2 separate regions of the Homo sapiens genome follow, and region 2 is linked to region 1. Evidence: chromatin contacts called from ENCODE Hi-C or POLR2A ChIA-PET data. All regions are on one chromosome and are shown on one strand. Each heading gives the region's core, a stretch centred on a gene start or an enhancer-like site at or near the end of the contact. The rest is flanking DNA. Distances are from core to core; before and after follow the strand shown.

Evidence for each region. A loop is a pair of places that touch in the nucleus more often than their neighbours do. ChIA-PET counts read pairs that join two places held with the same protein, here RNA polymerase II (POLR2A). Pooled maps may share reads with other maps.
Region 2: a loop to region 1 is called in a pooled map, with 8 times the contacts of the local background. The contact joins the promoter of KCNH1 here to the promoter of LINC00467 in region 1. A Hi-C loop is called at or near these places in 6 of 50 pooled maps. POLR2A ChIA-PET finds 5 or more read pairs at or near these places in 2 of 52 experiments (GM12878 and activated naive CD4-positive, alpha-beta T cell).

Annotation. Positions count from the first base shown.
Region 1 is chr1:211,381,248-211,384,300 of GRCh38, reverse strand. LINC00467 (long intergenic non-protein coding RNA 467) reads right to left here and starts at 1,546. Exons shown (of 6, transcript NR_026761.2): 1 at 1,376-1,546. It overlaps LOC124904504 (a long non-coding RNA gene), which reads left to right and starts at 1,557. Exons shown (of 2, transcript XR_007066868.1): 1 at 1,557-1,708; 2 at 1,903-3,053. LOC107985259 (a long non-coding RNA gene) reads left to right here and starts at 17. Exons shown (of 2, transcript XR_001738447.1): 1 at 17-1,030; 2 at 1,347-1,475. RefSeq lists an enhancer at 1,364-1,433.
Region 2 is chr1:211,132,759-211,135,811 of GRCh38, reverse strand. KCNH1 (potassium voltage-gated channel subfamily H member 1) reads left to right here and starts at 1,664. Exons shown (of 11, transcript NM_172362.3): 1 at 1,664-1,945. The coding sequence starts at 1,867. It overlaps KCNH1-IT1 (KCNH1 intronic transcript 1), which reads left to right and starts at 2,438. Exons shown (of 2, transcript NR_046784.1): 1 at 2,438-2,624; 2 at 2,786-3,053. RefSeq lists silencers at 1,483-1,762, 2,257-2,447.

The DNA.
Region 1 (3,053 bases), core at 297-2,796:
AAAAACAAACAAACAAAAAAACAAAAAAAAACACTAAAAACAAACTACAGCCTCCACCTCCCTCAATAGTGAGTACAGAGTTATCACTCCTCTCTCTGAAATTAGATTTATAATATTTTAGTGACCTAGCCTAACCTTAACATTTTACAGATGAGTAAACACATCTAGCACTTTTACCTGATTTGTCCAAAGTTGCTCTTATACAATTTGTATTCTGTGCAACTGAGATGGGATTTATCTGCTATTTTATGTGGCCTTTTTATGAAGGCCTTTTCATGTTTCTCCTTCAGGTCGGAACTAAACCTCAGAGTTCTTCAAAACCCCAATTACCTTTATTGTCTTACATAAGCTAGCTGCCCAAATGTTTGCTGAGAATAGTGATAACCATTGTCATATTGAGGTAGAGGAAGGGGGCTGGTTGGTGGGTACTGGTTTAGGGGTACTTTTTTAAGGAAGCATGAGCACATTTTGGATATGCAAAATATTATTAAGTTTAGAGCTTAGATTTGGAAAAACAACACTTAAGCGTCTGTGTAAGGAGAGCTCTGAGAAAAGGGTTTTCAGACAGAACCCAAATTTCTCAAGAAGAACCCTCTAAACAGCATTAAGGAAAAAAATTCCTCTGTAGAAGCAACTAAGAAAAAAAGGAATACTCAGTATTTGGGAAAGAGAAAGGAATGAATGATAACAACACCAGATTGAGTAAGCTACACAATAAATCCAAATTTCAGCCCTACCACATCCAACCTATGTTGCCTTGAGCAAATTATTAAACTTTTCTGTGCCTCAATTTTCTCATGTCTGCCTACTTAAGGACTGCGTGGGAAGATTAAATAAAATGCATGTAAAGCACTTAGGTCAGTACCTTACTCTTAAGGCACTCTTAAGGGTTTGAGAAGGAAGGGAGGGACGTTAAGTGGAATGGTCCTTGGTACATTTTTGTTCCGCGGCAGTAGGATTCTGAAACAGAGGACATAATTACAAAGAAAGTTGGAGTAAGAAGTGGTGGTGCGGGCATCACATTTTCCTGGTGAGTATCTGAGGGCCCATCACAACTGTAGGAAGCGGAAGGGCTAATAAGTGTCAGGCCAAGAGCACACCCTCCAGGGTGCATCTGAGAAGTCGGCGGCCGTCGAGTATTAGCACTTAAATACTACGAGAGCTTTCATGACAAAGGACACATCTTTTGGGGAAACTCAGAGCTTGGGAGCGGCCTCATTAGCGGGGGACCGGGCAGAGGGGGGCTACCAACAGTCCCCTCGGAGTGACCGAAGGGAGATTGAGGAAAGAGTGAGGTGGGAAGAAAATGGCGGCGCGGCTTCTACCGGTTTGCCTTCACACTCTAGCCACAGCCCCGGCTGGAACGGTCACTTACTGGAAACTGCAGAGAAACAACCTGTTTGGTCCGACTTGACAACCTCAACCGGACCGAAGGTGCTGAACAACCAGTGCGGCGAGCGCCGCGAAACCCAACGCCCGACCGCGTAGGGAACGTCACAGCGCGCGCACGCGCAACAGTCGACTAGAAATGTCCGGCCTACGCCACAGAGCGGGGCGGGAGCGGAAGCGACTCTTCCGGTCGCGGGAGCCTTAGGCAAGAGCTGCTGGACTGGAGGGAGGGAGGGGAGGGGAGGGGAGGGGCGCGGGGACTCAAGCCACGGTTTTTGTGTCCGCGGCTGCACCCCTCTCGAAGCGTTTTCACGCACATGTGAGAAACCTCACACCCTGGGGCCGATTTCTTTAGTAGATTGGCGCCCAAATGGCAAAGATTTCCAGGGATTTGTTTGGGATTCCATATTTTTGTAGATTTGCCGAGATTGGATACTAGTACAATATTGAGAATTCCCGTCCAGCAATGTGGCTATTTTTTTAAATTAATTCAGTTCTCCCTTTGTTTTTCAGGTAAAGCGTTGCAGTTCGCTTGGTGTTGTGCGCATTTAACATTTTTTCATAGCTATTTTTGTTATTGTAGTTTGTTTTTACTAATAGACTATTAATCCATTAGTATCCTTGTATAAGAATGGCTTTTGATTGTTGATCTATCTGGACACTTCACTAAACGTTCGTATTCTAAAAATTTGACAGGCAGTCCTCTTTGATTTGTAGGTAAGAATTTATCTGTAAAGAACAATTTTGGCTTTTCCCAAGAATCCAGTGCAACACTGAATAGTAGCCGGAGGTACTTATTTCTTACCAGGAGTTATTTTGGATTGCATCTTAGGTTTCATTCAAGATATCTTCTGCAGGTTTATGGTGTGTGTGTGTGTGGGTGTATAGGCAAATTATGTTCTTTTCGTAGTTTACCATATCGGTTTTTTTTTTAATCAGCAAATGACTAAGTTTTACCAAGTATTTTCAGTATCAGTCTTTGAGATGATTGTATGGCCTTTTTTCCATTACTCTACAATAAAATAACTACAATAATAGATTTTCTAATGGTGAGCCAAACTTAGAATCCTGGTATCTTATTTTTTCAATATATTGCTGGATGCAATTTGCTGTGTAGTTAATTTTGGATTTTCATGTATGCACCTAAGTTAGATTGGCTTATGGTTTTCTTTTGCTGTCCTTGTCTAGTTTTGGTATCAGGTTGTGCTAGGAGTCAGACAGGTTAACTTATTTTTGTATGACCTGGAATAGACATAGCATGTGTGAATGATACATTTCTTAGGTTTTGAAGAACTCATCTTTAAAGCCTTCTGGGTGTGGTGCCATCTTAATGGATAGTTTTGTTTTTTATATAGCGTCCATCGTTATTGATACCTAGAATTTTTTCTTTTGCTTCTTGAGAAAATTAGTTTTTTCTAGAAAAGTATTGGCCGGGTGCGGTGACTCACGCCTGTGATCCCAGCACATTGGGAGGCCGAGGAGGGCGGATCACGAGGTCAGGAGATCGAGACCATCCTGGCTAACACGGTGAAACTCCGTCTCTACTAAAAATACGACAATGAAAAATTAGCCGGGCATGGTGGCGGGCGCCTGTAGTCCCAGCTACTCAGGAGGCTGAAGCAGGAGAATGGCTTGAACCCGGGAGGCGGAGCTTGCAGTGAGCT
Region 2 (3,053 bases), core at 415-2,914, 250 kb after region 1:
TCTCTATGATAGTTTTCCCCTCCACATTATTTTCTTTATCTTCCTTTCACAAGCAGGATTATGAGGTTTCTTGATGGGTTTTTAATATTGTCATGAAAAATCTTCCCTTGGCATGTTTGTGCGATAACACAACTTTAAAAACCTTATTTAAATGAACTTATTCAAATGAAGTGGATAGGCACCAAACTGGCTCAGCTCAGCACCAAATACATTTCAGAATCAAGTTCTCTTCAACCAGTGTTATCTCATTTGTAATAGAACAAAGAACCACTAGACGGAGCTAGGGTTTAAGAAATCACTGTTCTAGACTAGGTAACAGGCGATGGGTAGAAGGCTATCTTAAGGAAAAAGTGTATCATTACTTGCATTTCAAATCCTATGACAGTCTTATCCAACTCTCTGCTAACAGCAATCTGTTTACTTTGTCTCTACACAAGACGAGATAAAGGGTGATATTCGTAATGGCCCAATTTATTTAGTCACTCCAATAATGACGTCTGACCTTGGCACAGCACTTTACAATTTAAGGTGCTGTCCCCATACATAATTCTTGCTTGATCTTCACAGCAACTCTGAGAGATTTCTGGGCAAGAATTAGTTCTTCTGTTTTTGAAATTAATTAACTGAGACAGGATGTCTTTGCAATACATTAGGATATGTCAGGATGGCTAACCCAGACAATTAATTTTCAGGGTTAGTTTTTTTTTCTCTTACATTTTTGTGTTGACTGTTGACTCAGTCTGAAACTAGTAAACTCTCCATTCATTTCTCCTGTGGGACATAGGCTTAGTCTCCCACCGCACCGACTGGGGATACATAGTAAAAAGGCAGGTACAGACTATGTGTGGGTCGAAATCCCCCAAAATAAGTGAACAAACGACCGTTGTCTTAGCCCCTGTCCAGAAACCTTGGGTGTATGTGGTTCTTCCGTATACCAGGGGTCAGCTGTAAAAACTAACTGTATCCTCTGCACTACAGACTACCCTTCAAGCCAAAGCCACGGTTGCTTAATTAATGCTGCCCCTCTCCTGAGCATTCGCCCTTAGAGACAAGTCCACCCCTTTGATGTTTGTCAGGCAGTTTGATACTGATCATACCAAACATCAGGAGCCTGCATTTGTGTCTACGGTAAAAACAACCCAAGACAACTCTTCTGAAGCTGAATCTGCCAGTCACTCTAAATCTGCACTATTGCAATACGACTTCATTAATTACTGCTCAAACACTGGCCTAGAATCAAGGTGGGGCAACTTTCACTAGTCAGGCTAACCTTACAGGAAGGCAAGAAGGTGTTCCCAGAGCCTCACAGGTCCCGGGGGCCCCGGCCTGAAACAGAGCAAAGGAAGAGAGTTACATCAGCACGCTCCCCTAAGACTTGTTGGGGGTGAATCCGCCCTGAAAGCTGCTCACAATGCCCTCCTCTCCACCCAGCCCATGGCACATCCTGAACACATTTCCCGGCTGAACCCAGAGGGTGGCGCTGCCGTCCCAGCCTTGGTCCACGGCCGCCCGCCACTTCCCTGCCTCTGCGGGAGCCCCCCAGCTTGGTCTCCCGCAGGCCGGCGGTGGGGCACGAGCCCGGTAGGGGGCGCCGCCGGCCCAGGCGCCGCTGCTCCCTCCGCCCACCCGGAGGCGGCTGCCGCTAGCCGAGGCCGGCGCGAGTGCACTGCGAGGCGGGCCGCAGGGAGGGAGGCGCGAAGAGGGCGCGAGGGTAGCAGCCAGAGGGAGCCGCCAGCCCTGCCTGCGGATCCCCGCCGGGCGCATGGGGCGCTTCGAGCCGGGACTGCGTGCGGGCCCCGAGGCCAGTTTCCTGCTGTCGTAAGAAGCCGCGCCAGGACGCCCGCCGGACCCCGAGCTGCTGGGAGGATGACCATGGCTGGGGGCAGGAGGGGACTAGTGGCCCCTCAAAACACGTTTCTGGAGAATATTGTTCGGCGGTCCAATGGTAAGAGGTGCATTCGGATTTCGATTACCCGGGCGTTTTATCCGTGCCTTTATTGCAGAACCTCTCGCCGCTCGGAGCCAGCAGATGCAGCAGAACCCGCGAGCTCTGCTAAGGAGCCGCGGCGCGGGCACCCAGGGCAGCCTCCCCGAGGCAGAGAAAGGTGGGCAGGGCGGGGCGGGGTCTGATGGGTCCCCATCCTAACAGGAGAGCTCTTCTGGGGACGCCTTTTGGGCCTTTCTAGCGCCCTCTCGGTCTTATCTCCAAGGATGCGTGACAGCTGCTGAGCAAAGTACTGGGAAAAGTGATGGAAAGCTGGCTGCAGCCGGAGCGGCAGCGCGCGCCCCATCGGCACTGCCCACCCTTCCGCGAAGGCTCTGGGGCTCCCGGGCTGCTCCCAGAGGCGCCGCCTCTCCCCAGGGAGAGCCAGCAGTAGAGACGGGCAACTCCAGGTCCCCGCTGCCTCAGAATGGGAGGATCCGGCTGCCTCCACCTTCCATCCCTGCAACTGAAAAGTCCGAGGTGTCGGGACGTGCTCTCGGCGGCCTGATTCCACCCCTTCACCCACCCACCACTTTCTAGGTGAAGTTAAGGCTCACCTTCGAAGTGAGGGGCAGATGGTTTTCCTGGCGTCAGGTGGGAAGTGGAGGGCACAGGTGCAGAGCGAACTAAATGGTCACAGGTACAAACCTGTTATATTTCCCCTCTTCCAAACCCACAACGGTTTTATGCCACCCTTAAGTGTTGCTCACCTATAAATTCCCAATCTCACCAAACCTATAAATAGATCCATTACCCAATAAACTGACAATCAGCACTCATCTGTTTCCTTGTGGCATTAAGATCGACGGTAGCATGAAGCCTTGAGAGGCGAGAGTCCTAGGAGCGGGGATGGAAAGGAAGAATTCCAAACGCCTTTCGGACTTAACAGAGGAGAGACCCCAACTAAGCACTTGCAGAGCGACTAGGAGTCCTGGCAGTTGGAAGGCGCAGCGCACGAGTTCATCAAATGGCTATATTGAAAGATAGCCAAGCATAAGATGCTCTTTGCAGACTCCTAGAGCCCCCACCCCACCCCTTCCAGAAACAGATGACATTCTTCTACCAGGGA